2 separate regions of the Homo sapiens genome follow, and region 2 is linked to region 1. A link is a loop called in an ENCODE intact Hi-C map of the cell type or tissue named here. Cell type or tissue: ascending aorta. All regions are shown on one strand.

Region 1 (4,000 bases):
ACCCCTGACCTCAAGTGATCCACCAGCCTCAGCCTCCCAAAGTGCTGGGATTACAGGCATAAGCCACCATACCCAGCCCGGATTCTGCATTTCTAACAAGCTTATAGTGAAGCCAGTGTCAGAAGACCACACTTTGAGTAGCATGGCTCAGTGAGAAATCTTGCTTGATTGTACTTTTAAAAATAACTAAAAGAGTATTGTAATTGGATTGTTTGTAACACAAAGGATAAATACTTCAGGGGATGGATACCCCATTTACCCTGATGTGATTATTACACATTCCATGCGTGTATCAAATTTTCTCATATGCTCCATAAATATATACTCCTACTGTGTACCCACAAAATTTGAAATTAAAAGTTTTTAAAAAGGCCTCTTGTTCCAGAGGCCAAATGAGCTGACTGACAGTACATTTTTCCCTGTTTCTATCTCTTTAACCCCTCTTGGTGGCTGTGACTGACATGTGAAGTTTTGTCCACACCTTCTGGAGTCCCAAGTGTCTGGTTGACAGTGCAGTCTTCTTTTTAGCCTCTCAGTTTTGGAATGACAGGTTACAAAATGACTTGTTGGAAATATCGACCTGTAGGTGATGAGCTGGAAAAGGTCAAATGCCTTCTCTCATGGCTCTCCCAAAAACCAAAGTGAGTTCTCTCTCTCAGCTACCGGCTTCTTTCTGCATTTATTTTTCCTGCCCCTTCTCCAGTATGGGGAGTGGGTTGTTGTCGGTCACACCAAGCAGTAGCCAGATTTTTTGTTATTTCATATGGATTTTTTTCCTTTCGTAACATGGAGGAAGGGCCTTGTCTTTTAAGTATTTTACTTGTACCATTTGGCATTTGTGGCCTCCCTGAGTTTGTGATCTGATATCCCAAATTGTGCTTGAGCAAACACATCATGGCACCTGTTTGAAGTGACGAAATCATCTGCAGAGCCTTTTCCTGAAATAACCTCTCAGTGACCTGCACTTTCACCTTTCCTAATAAATGCAAGCTCCTAAATAAAGCCTTACATTTTTGACAGATGAATAAATTGTGCAGGTTTTTTCCTTTCTCTTCTCAATGCCCTCAGATTTTTCTAAAGTGTTTTAAGATTATCACCTCTCAAAAAGGTACCAGAATTTGACCAATTATGTAAGCTTAGAATCCAGAAAAAAAAAAATCATTGTAATAGACATGTTTGGCACACTCAAAGCAAAGCATATTTTTAGAATTATTCACATCTGGCTTTGGCATACATACTGAAATTTTTGCTGCAAAAACAATCACTTCTGTATATTTAAACATACCTTTATTTTGTTATAAAAACATGATTATGGTATGCCTTATTTTTAAAAAATAAAGTAGAAACCTTTAAACATTTATAATCCTACCATTCAAGGGTAACCACTGTTAAAATGTTGGCATTAACAAATAACTTAATACCTAGTGTTCCACCTCTCTTCCCTACCTCTGTTTTTTTCACTTGGCATTACAGTGTGTACCTCTTTCCATGTCATGAACATCTTTTGTGAGCATCATTCTTAATGAATGTATAGTCACATCATAATTACAAAAAAAGTATTTATTTTGATATTTAAATACCTTCATATTCTTGGAACACATACCAATTGATAGAAGAGAAAGGACTAGAAGCATGTTAAAATGTACGGAGAAATTGCTCCGGGTAGAATAAATAGCAGGAGAGCATCCATTAAAATAACTCTTTAAAATCATAGCTGTTAAAACAGAAAGTTTTTAAGAAATCATCTGACTTAGTTTCCTCATATGTCATCATGTGAATTGAGAAGAGCCTAGTTTGCCTGAGATCACAGAGGGTAGTACCTTGAGAGCAAGGACAGTTTTTTTTTTTTTTTTTTTTTGAGGCCGAGTTTTGCTCTTGTTGTACAGGCTGGAGTGCAGTGGCGCGTTCTTGGCTCACCACAACCTCCACCTCCCGGGTTCAAGCGATTCTTCTGCCTCAACCTCCAGAGTAGCTGGGATTACAGGCATGCGCCACCATGCCTGGCTAATTTTTTTGTATTTTTAGTAGAGACAGGGTTTCTCCATGTCGGTCAGGCTGGTCTCGAACTTCCGACCTCAGGTGATCCACCCGTTTCGGCCTCCCAAAGTGCTGGGATTACAGGTGTGAGCCACCGCGCCCGGCCCAAGGACAGTTTTTTTATTGTTGCATGTCTAGTGCCTCGTTTCATGCCTCTCTTGGGCCTGGCACCAGCAGGTGCTCAACTGATGTTTGAATGGAGGGCTAGAAGGAGAAAGAGATGGGCAGAAGGAGAAACAGTGTCCAAGGTCTCTGTGTCCTGGTTCCATTTGCCTCCTTTACTAAAGAAAGCATTCCAGCAGAGTCTGCCAGGAAAAGCACCCAGGCAGGGAAGAGCTGCCAGAGTATGCAGAAAGGGCACATCCTTGGCAGTGCCTGCATGGCTGAAAGTAAAAGGATGAAAATAGAAACCATCACGTTGTTGCAGATCCAGCACTAAAGTGAAGCATTTGAAACCTCAGCACACATTCTGATGAAGAAATGAAGCAAAGAGGGGAGGGAGGAGGAAAAAGGAAAACAAAACAAAATATCATGGACAGAATTTGAAGGTTAAAAAAAAAGAAATGGAGCGGGTTTAACATCTTTTAAGTTTGCGTAACGTAGACTTGTAACTGCTGGAGTGATCGTGGGGAAGGAGCATTTTTATACTATAGGAAATTATTTTATTTTAGTGTCCTTTTTTTAGAAATCTGAAGTGGTAGCATAATTCTAATTCGGAGGACCCCGCATTCTGTGAATGAGAATACTAGCATACTGGTGCAATCCAAAGGCAAGCCCATTTCAGTTCAAGGTGGGAGAGAGAAGTACAGGAAGTGACTGTCCGTTTTTTGCCTCCCTGCTTGTAAAATGGTGTTGGTGGGAGCCCTAGCAAATGGGAGCGGATCTGGAGGTATCCAGGCAAGGAAGTTTTATCCTGTCAGGGGAATGACACAAATCTGATACTTTAACACATGCATGATTATAACAAAGCCAGAGAGACGTATTTGTCTGCTGATATAGAGATTACTCTATTCAAATGGACATAAGGCAGTTTTAAGGAAGCAGTAGACATTGCAGGGGAAGTGAAGAGAGAGAGGAAGGCATTCCCACTTTCTTTTCTTTTTCTTTTTCTTTACTTTTTTTTTTTTTTTTTTTTTTTGAGACGGAGTTTCACTCTTGTTGCCCGGGCTGGAGTGCAGTGGCACAATCTCGGCTCACTGCAACCTCCGCCCTTCAGGTTCAAGTGATTCTCCTGCCCCAGCCTTCCGAGTAGCTTGGATTACAGGCGCCCACCACCATGCCCAGCTAATTTTTGTACTTTTAATAGAGGCAGGGTTTCACCATGTTGGCCAGGCTTGTCTTGAACTCCTGACCTCAAGGGGATCTGCCCACCTCGGCCTCCCAAAGTGCTGGGATTACAGGAGTGAGCCACCGCGCATGGCCGGCATTCTCAGTTTCTAAAAACAGATTTTCTTGTGGCAGAGCTTTCTTCTGTAAGATAACAATAAATAACAAAAAAAAATTTTAATAAAAAAATAAAGACATATTTTTTTGGTCTCACCAACCTTATACTCCCTTGTTGGTCACTTAAAATTTCAACAGAAAAAAAGACAGTATTTTTTGTTCAGTGACTAAGACACAGGGAACAGGTGCCCAGGAAGAATGTACTGGGAAACTGCTGTCCTGAGGTAGAGGAAACACGAGAGATTGCTTTGTGCAAGCATAACCCAGCACATGCATTGCTGTCCGGGGGATGGCCCAGCCAATACCCAGCTCTCAGTACCTTCCGTTCTCACCCTCAGGCACATTTACCCCCCGCTTCACCACAGCCACAATGACTGCCCGCCTCGTCATACCCTGGACCCTGCCTAATCCTGGAATCACCCATTCAGATGTTCCCAATTTCAGGCCACACTCTCCTTCAGGCCACACATATACAACATGTTCTCACTGTGTGGGGAAAAATCAACCTTTCCAGTTGATG
Region 2 (4,000 bases), 730 kb after region 1:
TACTTTACAAACCTCTTAATTAAGATCGGTATCATTTTTTTATGGTTAAATTAACCCAAGTAAAAGCAAGAAGTTTTGGTTTAAAGTGTTTTAAATTGTTTTATTTCCAGGTTTTTATCAGAGTTGCTATATATATTATATGTGTATATTTATGTATTTCCGATGTAGATCATAAGAACTATGAGGCCAGTGGTTTCATAGATTACAGTGCCCATAACAGTTAAGTAGCTTTTGTTTATCCTATCAATTCCAGCCTTTTTTTCTTTTTTTATCATCCACCCAAAGCAAAGCTCATCATAAAGTGTTATATGCTGCTGTATTCACTATTTCCTTTGCCCAATTGTGTTCTTGCTGGGAGAGCTTGCCTTCTTCTAATGTACCTTAATTGTACTGGCGTTTATTTCAGCTATGACAAAACCTAGGAGTGATTTGTGCCACTGTGGACAGGAGATGCCTGGGTCTTCGTGAGGATCACAGACTTAGTTTCTTATAAAGCTGTGACCAAAACTCAGTTTGCCTCTAGTAGAGAGCATTTTCCCACCCTAATGTTTCCCAAATTTACCTGGAATGCCCTTCTAAAAAATACTGGGCCTTCCCTCAGACGTCAGTGAGCTCCAAGGCAGGGCCTGCGGCAAGCAGGACTTTAAAATGTGTCCTTGTGACCCTTGGGACTACACTGAGACAAGATTAGGACTAAACACCAGCATTTAAATGCCTATTTACTTAGTAATTGTTTTCTACATTTAGTTTTCTCCTGAAATTATTTGGGGTACTTTAAAATACTACAGATTCCTGGGCCCCACCCTGGATTTTCCAAGTCAGAGTCTCTGGGTGTGGGACTTGGATATCTATCTGTTGTTGAACAAGTGCCCCAGGTGAAATTGGAACTACTGCCCCGGAGGTGTTTGGGAACCACAGACCTGGTTTCTTTCCACTGTATTTTTACTGGCTTTAACAAACAAAAATTAAATATTTAAAACAAAATGTTTAAACTGTGCTTAAAATTATATTTGATATTTTTCTTTGTCCTCCTACCCAAATTCTTTTGAGCCTTTTCTGTAAGGAAACAAAACGTCTTTTTAGAGTTTCACAAGGGAAGAAGCCTTTTAGTTGTTTTTTTTTTTGCAGACTCATGGTAAAGAATGTTTCTAGGCTTTATAAAGGTGGACTCCATGCTATGGTGTTGTGTTTTACAGGCAGGTTAGATGTAACTGAGGATTGAAAGTGGTAAATAGAACATGTTTCTTGGGAAATGAAAAGATTATTTAATAATAATTATTTTTTTTTTGAGGCTGAGTCTTGCTGTCACCGAGGCTGGAGTGTGCAGTGGCGCAATCTCGGCTCACTGCAACCTCCACTTCCCGGATTCAAGCAATCCTCCCACTTCAGCCTCCCGAGAAGCTAGAATTACAGGCATACACCAACTCACCTGGCTAATTTTTTTTTGTATAGTTAGTAGAGACGGGGTTTCACCATGTTGGCCAGGGTGGTCTCGAACTCCTGTCCTCAAGTGATCCACCTACCTCAGCCTCCCAAAGTGCTAGGATTACAGGCATGAGTCACCGCGCCTGGCCTAAAAATATCCTTTATTATGCCGTAGTCCTCAGGAGCAATTATGTAGCTAGAGGCAAAACAATTTGGTTTTCTAAAGCAGGGAGGGAGCCGCCTCTCTCCTAGCTGAAATGAGGACTGCTGCCAGCTCCAAGTCACTTTTGTTGGTGGTACAGTCCAGCTTAAATGTGGCAAAAAGACTAATTTGAATGATAAATTGCACTGAGGTCGATATATACCCAACAATGGGCTTCGGGGACTTGGAACCATTGTGGGTGGAGTCTTGTGATTTTGTGACGTAAAATTTCAAAATTTGCTATTAGCAAGTCCTATCGGTTGCTGTCCAGCGAAAGGAGTGAAAAGCCAGTGAAAAGGGCCATGGTCTGGCTAGAAGAAGGGCCTTGGGAGTTCCATCTCTGGTCCTAGGCTTATTGTCCCAGGAACTCTCACCAGGGACAGAGCAGATGGAGGTGGCTTGCTGGTCAATGCCCTTCAGAGGAAAGATCAGTTCCCCACCAGAGGCCAGGAGGCAAAGCAACAAGGATGTTAAGGATGGGGTTGGAGAGTACTAGTTTCACACCAGGTCTTCAGCTGCAAGCTTCCATCCCTGCGGTAGTCTAGGCAGCCTCCACGGGGACTGAGAAGCTGGGAGTGGCTGGTGTGAGCTGCAGCCAGGGGGCATCTCTCCGAGCTCTCCAGCCTCTGGGCTGCGCAGCAGAAACACTGACTGCCATTACCAGGGCAGGGGGTAGGGTTGCTGGCCTGCCTACCAACCTCCCCAGTTCCCCAGGGACTGACTCTTGGCCTTGTTCCGAGGGCACACACGGCTGGTGCCTGGGCTTGCAGGGTTTTATTTCATGGATGTCTCCAAAAGCCTCTACCTGCTGTGGCCATTGTGGGGAAACAGCTACTCGTCTGCTGGCTGCCTTTGGAAGCTGTCCCCCTGTAAGAATACCTGTAGTAGGCTTGAGTGGTGTCCCCAGGTTGTTTTCATGGCGTGCCTGCGTATAACTGTGGATCCCTTCGCACTTTTTGATGTCCTCTCTGGGTGGGCTGAGCCTTCATGTGTATGGCATGGCCCATGTGGCTGCCGAGTAGCTGTGAAGAGTCTGCTGGAGGAGCCATCTGTGAGCAGCTGGTAGAAGCATTTCTAAAAGGTGCCTGTGTTGACAAAGGTGTGTCATTTTCCCATTTTGGTCACAGTGCATAATGTTAGAGGGCAGCTGGCTTTGTGACTGATTGCCTGTAGGATTTTGTGAAATGCTGTGGGTGAAGAAAATATCAGATCCACATAGCAAGGTTGTATCTGGTGTTTACAAAGTATATGTATTACATACACAGCACCGAGGTTGGCTTGGAGTTTAAGCCTCCTAAGGTAATGCGTCCACCCCACGGATCTCCAGTGCTCCCTGTGACTGACTGGTAGAAATTAGTAGTGCAGGGTGACCCTCGTTTGATGGGGCCACGGAACTACAAAGCAAAGGGCGATCTTAGGCACCCTCCCAGCAGAAGGTGGAACTGGGGGCCACATATCCCTCCATTTAGAGATGTAAGTAGCAGTATCACTGCCTTTCTTTAATGACTGTGAGTTATAGCAAGGAAGTAAAAAACTGTTCCAGAGGCCCACATGAAACATGCTGTTTACTTTAATTCCCCACTGAAAAATCAGTTGTAGGAGATCACCGGTAGGCATTCCCAGCAGGCTTATTGTAAGTCCTGGGACATGACAGGAACAGGGTTCTGACCTGCCTTTCACGTGGCCATTTAAGTGATGGCACCAGGACCTTAGCATGACACAGAGTCCTGAGCTCTCTTGGCCAGGACGAAAGGAGCCACAGGAGCTGAGTATTGTGGAAGGGGTCTATCGTGGTTGTCTGCTTCTGGGAGAGGGGGCTCCAGGGCTCCCCTCCCCTAGCAGGAATGAAGGTGTGGGCATAATTCCTAGTGCACGGCATTCTTCCAGGATAAGTTGTCCTAATGCCACGAAAATTTTTGTGCTGCTCTGAAGCCTCATGTCTTAGCTTTATATACTTGTTAATCTGTGCCTTCATGAGACCTGTGTCTGGGCAAAAAGGAGACATTCCTTCAGATAAGAGTCAGCAAGTCGATGACCTTGCCACCTTATGACTCAGTTTCTCTTGGTTATAGGCTGTGCATGTGCTGGAGGCACAGGGAGGGCAGTGTGTTTCTGTCTGAAATCAGGAGGACTCACGGTCATACAGCCCTGCTTAAAATATTGCCTATTTTTTTCTTTTGAAATTATTTTTGTTTATTAAAAATGTATGTTAAACTTAAATTTTTGATAAATGGTTGCTTTCTGTGGCAAAAATAGTCTTTCTTTCTGGCTAAGAATTTTCTTATCCATGCAGATTTACTAAAAAATGTATATTTAGTTGATCTAAATAGATATCAGTTTTTCTTTGGGCTGGGTGCGGTGGCTCACCCCTTT

The links. Hi-C counts contacts between places; a loop is a spot of excess contacts. Peaks named below come from ENCODE experiments on the same cell type or tissue, not always from the same donor. Only the 100,000 strongest peaks of a DNase experiment are listed, where the experiment ranks them.
Region 2: it touches region 1 in a loop (5-fold over the local background); 1 of 110 quality-filtered maps calls a loop at or near these places.

The regions. Positions count from the first base shown.
Region 1 is chr18:21,456,128-21,460,127 of GRCh38, forward strand. All of the region lies in intron 15 of GREB1L (GREB1 like retinoic acid receptor coactivator), which reads left to right. Among named protein-coding and RNA genes, the nearest start is that of GREB1L-AS1, 7.1 kb to the left of the region's middle. In ascending aorta, no CTCF peak of the experiment used is centred here; a DNase peak (open chromatin) is centred at 2,354; H3K4me3 peaks cover 711 bases; H3K27ac peaks cover 2,543 bases.
Region 2 is chr18:22,183,225-22,187,224 of GRCh38, forward strand. All of the region lies in intron 6 of GATA6 (GATA binding protein 6), which reads left to right. Among named protein-coding and RNA genes, the nearest start is that of GATA6, 16 kb to the left of the region's middle. In ascending aorta, a CTCF peak has its summit at 2,233; DNase peaks (open chromatin) are centred at 1,602, 2,307, 3,307, 3,670 and 1 weaker place; H3K4me3 peaks cover 3,006 bases; H3K27ac peaks cover 4,000 bases.